2 separate regions of the Mus musculus genome follow, and region 1 is linked to region 2. Evidence: chromatin loops called from intact Hi-C (ENCODE). Cell type or tissue: left cerebral cortex. All regions are shown on one strand.

Region 1 (2,500 bases), 120 kb after region 2:
GAGAATAGTCATAGACATACAAACATACACCATATACAAATACACACCTAAAAATGTATGAAGAAAGAGTAAATGTGTACGTACCAAACTGTTAAAATATTAAAACTACTACAAAACTGAATTGAAATCAACATGATATTAGTAAGAACATAAAACGTATTCATGGTACAGAGTGAACAAATGAGAGTTGTGTGGTTATTGGAGATGTTTGTCAGCCGAAGTGACAGTTCAATGGGAAAATGATAAATTACTCTGAAAACACTTTCAGATACAACTGGCCACCCATCTGAAAGGAAATAAAATAAAATTTAAAATCAAGTATGGAGCAGGATGGGGGTGTGTGACTATAATCTCAAAAAATAAAATGATTAAAAATTAATACAAGTACATTAAAAGTTTAAATAAAAACAGGTTTGAAACATAAAGAACAATGCCTAGGTTACATGCATAACCTATAGTTTAGGGAAACTTTTTTTTTTTACTAATAACTAAGGAACTTATAAAAGGCAGGCATGTTTGACAACTGGGGCCTCTATATCGGCCCTCCCAAAGAGTCTAGGGCCATTGCGAAAAAGCAGGGAGGGAGAAGACTGTAAACACCAGAGGCCAGGAAGGATTGGAGAGAAACTATGTCATCTGACACAGGACTCCTGTGAGCTCAGAGGAGTTGGGGTTGTCTGTGCAAGACTTGCACAAATCAAGTCAGTCGACCCTCTAACATGGAGTGGGAAGGGTTTATGAGCCCCAAACCCTAACTGAGGAGCTATGGACAGTCAATAGCATCTGGGGGAACTCCTAGTGGATATATGCATTAGTATATGGGCAGCACAAATTGGAGTTAATGAGTTATTAAAAAAAAGAGGGCATTGGGGAGTGGGTAGGTAGATGGGGATGGATTGGAAGGTGTTAGAGGAGGGGTGGAAGAAGAATATAATAGAAAATAATTGTATGAAATTCTCAAGAAATTAGTAAAAATGTATTTTCAAAAGCCAGGCATGTTTAACCCTATACAAGTAATTCTCGTAGGCGGGGTTATAGTAAAGATTTCTGCAAACATAGTTAATAGTAATATGTCTGAGTATCTCCTACCTGGCTTGCTATGACACAAAGAATCCTTTTCCACAAAGAATCCTTTCAAGGCAATGAACAACAATTAATAGAACACTGAGCAGGTAATAAAAATAGTTCACTAACAGTAACAAAGGATGTACAAACATGAGCTTGCTGAACTTCTATGGAGATCAGAGAACTAACAATGAAAGTAACAAAAGCATCACTTGGTGTCTCACAGAGGCCACCACTAGCAGCTTCCACAGAGCTAATGGACAACACGAGAATTTTTATAAGTCATAAGTGTAATGGGCTGAAACACAGCAAATAAGCTTAATCCATAACTTCATACTCCTACGAAACAGAGGGTCTAATAGAATCACTTTGAATCTATAGGTTAATTTGAAGAGTAAATATATTGAGTTATGTATACATCATCTTAATGTATTGAGACCTGTAATCAACTAATATTGTATAATGCTCCATTTATTTATCATATAATGATCTTTATGTCATATAAAGAGCTTGTTAAAATTTTATGGGATTTAGTGAGTCTAGTGATTAAATGATCACTAGCTTAGGCAGACAGCAACACGGAGTGGGAGAGCATAGGTCAATGTCTACCCAGTGAGACATTTTGTCAAGTGTGTGCTTATCGACTAGCCTTGATTTCCTGTCTCAAACACTCTATTTCCCTGCACTAAGACAGCTAGTGTGACCCACAGGAGAGTGAGGGGAAGAGAGAAAGACAGCAGCTGAGGAAGGGCAAAGAAAAGGTGGCAGAGAAAGAGGAAAACAAAAAATAATTTATTTTCTTTATTATTGATAATAATAATATTAATAATAAGGTTATTTTTCTCCATTCATTGAATGCCTGGGTTTGAAAAATTATTTTTCCTTTACCAGTTTCTCTCTGCCAAAACCAAAACTGCCACCCTGAAAGAGGGTCTATTCTGTTTGATTTGGAGCAGCTGGCTTTAAGATATTTGTTTTTCATCTCTTCTTCTCTGGACCTGAAGTTCACAGCCAAGTGCAGAATCTGAAAAGGACGGTGGGGTAAAACTACATGCTTGGCTGTGTGCTCCCTACTAAACAGCTGACCATATTCCTCATTACAAATGTGAGCATGTCTGCTGCTTCAAAGAGGGCCAAGTTCTGGGTAGTCTGTGGTACTTCTTCATGGCTCCATTGGAATCTCCATGAGACAAAGGTATAAGACAGTACTGGAGTCTGGAAACTGAGAGGACTCACACTGAAAGCCAGAGCCAATGGGAGAAGAATATGAATTTTTAATAATGACGTGATGAAATTGGCCAAGTAACAGGCAGAAATCTCATTTTACTAGTCACAAGTTAGAAGATTTTAAGAACAGTATGTCTTCATAAAGCAAAGGAAAACCTGAGGAGTTTGGCACACAAAGACACACACACACACACACACACACACACAC
Region 2 (2,500 bases):
AAGGGTTCACAAAAGATGGGTCATGCAAGAAGGGAGTCACGGGTTATCTTCTTGTATTCAGAGCAGGGCAGGATCAGAGCCATGAGAGCTCATGACATCCTAGGGAAATTAGGGTGGAGAAGAGAGAGCAGTATGACAGCCAGACCTCAGTGCCTGGGTCTGGCCAGGCTTCTTGGCCCCTCTGGGCTGTTATTCCTTCCTATCATAGAAGAGAAAATTACTCTTTATGTATCCAGGGTTTCTTCTGTCTCTAAAGCATGGTTTTAACTGGTGACCCACTTAGTTCTTGGAGGAAGCTCTTTCCTCTCACCTCCATTTTCCTTTAGGCCCAACCCACAGCCTGGCTACCCTCTAATTCCTCATATGGGAAAAGCAAGTGACTGTCGGAGGAATGCTCATGAATGCAAAGAGGCTGCCCTCACTTTTCACCATAATGAGTTTTTGGACCCAGCCCCAAAGAGGGTCATTTTGAGGAGGAATCATATTTTTGCCACAGTAACCACATTTAATTGGAGGTTGTGTTCTTGAACAGGAGCCCAGTATCAAATAAATCAGGGGCATAACCAACAACTGTCATAAAAATAAAGATATTGCAGGCTCATAATCCCTATAATAATTTTAAATAGTAAGACTGTGTTCCTGCTCCATAAAATGTCCTTAAAAAACCGTTATGGCCTCAAAAGGCCTTTAAAGAAAATGGGGCTCCTGAGAGTGCGGCTGGTGGGGGAGGAAAGAGCTGCTGCTGGGCACTGCTACCTGCCTCGTGTCACAGCTCAAACCTGATATAATCTTGGAAGTCAGTCAGTAACTGAAGAGGACCATGCTCTAGGACATCAGACTCTTAGGTCTCTCCTAACACGTCGGGGGCTCTCAACCTATTCCTCATTGCTTAGGGCAGACCTTCCCACCCAGTGCGGTGGCAATATTTCTTACTGCACAGACCCTCCCAGACTCTAAGCCACACATCTGCCTTCTCTGAACTTCATGCAAAGCAAAAAAAGGGGGGGGGCGTGGGGGATGATTTTGCAAAGATGATGAGGCTCTGTGGGTCTTCTGATCCTGGCAGGGCCTGGCCCTGTGCATACAGTGGGAGCCCTTACAGCTGCAGGGCACAGCTGCAGCAGTCTGACTGTCAGCCAGGACTAGGCAAGACGAAAGAACTGAGGTTTTGCCCAATCTGGGATGGAGGAAGCCCAAAAGGAGAGGAGCCAGGATTGCACATTGGCCAAAGGGAAACAGACCGCCCGGCAGGATGCTAGGGGCCACGAAGATGCACACAGAAAGGAAAAACAAACAAACAAACAAACAAAAAAACAAATAAGTAAAGATGGAGTCATGAGCCAGGCTCACTAGGGTTATCAGTAGGCAGTGACTGATGGATGCTGGAGAAGACTGAGGCCAGAGGACGAGCCACACGGAGAGTCTTTTCCATGGGAATTTTCGTCATGTTCAAAACAGAACATGTTTTCCAATATGGCTTCTTTTCTGCCTGTGGCTCTGTGCTCTGAGCTCCTCATTCTCTTACAAAGACATCTCTATCTCCACTCCTTTATTATTTTGACAAATCAAGGTCTCACCTAATTGCCAAGATGGCCCTCGAACTCAACTCTGTAGCCTAAGAAGGCCTTGAACTTGTACTCTTCCTGGCCCAGACTCCCAAGTAACTAGGATTATATGTCTGTGCCACCAGGTCTAAGAACCCATGTTTCTAACACATGAAGTATGCTGTGGTCAGAGACTAGAACAGAGCTGGTGATAACTGGAGAATAGGGCATAAAGCTGGGCATGATGATCCATGCCTATAATTCCAGCACTGAGGCAGGAGGCTCACAACTTGGGTACCAGGTGAGATCCTGGCTTAGAAACAAAAGTTTTTTTTAATAATACATATATAATATAATAACAAATAAAGGCAATGGCGTTGCAGAATTGGTGGAAGAAGACTCTGTTCTTGGTGGGAGTCCTGGGTTCTCCATCTGAGGATAAGCTCCCAGGTAACAAAGCATCACCTCCCCACAAATCAGACCAGATTCTGTGAGTCCAACCTTGTGGGTGTATTAGGAGGGTGAGGAGTGAAGGGTGAAGGGCAAGGCATGACCAAGCTTCAGGGCCCAAGTCTGTGTCAGCAGCTGGCATCCACCCCACGTCAGGCAGGAGCTTAATTAGGGCTGAGGATAATCCCCTTGCAGTCCAAAGCCCCAGATGAACCGGGAATGTATCAGGAAGAGATCACAGCTGCTGACAACAGCAATTAGGACGCGTTCCACTGGGGATTCTTCCATCCCCACCCAACCAGGATGGAAGCCTTTCCGTGAACACCATCAGAAGGCAATGCTCCTTTATCTGCATCCACGGATGCCGAGTAGATCTCCAGGGACACGTGTTTCAAGTCCCGGTACTCTGCCACTTTCATGTCCTGGATTTTTTTTTTTTTTGTCTTGTGAGCCAGGACACAGGCATTCCCGCACCTCTGAGCCCACAAGTCTAAGGACTCCTTTCT

Evidence for each region. Peaks named below come from ENCODE experiments on the same cell type or tissue, not always from the same donor. Only the 100,000 strongest peaks of a DNase experiment are listed, where the experiment ranks them.
Region 1: it touches region 2 in a loop (2.9-fold over the local background); 2 of 42 quality-filtered maps call a loop at or near these places.

Annotation. Positions count from the first base shown.
Region 1 is chr16:34,731,298-34,733,797 of GRCm38, reverse strand. No RefSeq gene overlaps it. Among named protein-coding and RNA genes, the nearest start is that of Gm35150, 42 kb to the right of the region's middle. In left cerebral cortex, no CTCF peak of the experiment used is centred here; no DNase peak of the experiment used is centred here.
Region 2 is chr16:34,853,931-34,856,430 of GRCm38, reverse strand. The region is part of intron 2 of Mylk (myosin, light polypeptide kinase); the gene reads right to left. Among named protein-coding and RNA genes, the nearest start is that of Mylk, 70 kb to the right of the region's middle. In left cerebral cortex, no CTCF peak of the experiment used is centred here; a DNase peak (open chromatin) is centred at 1,161.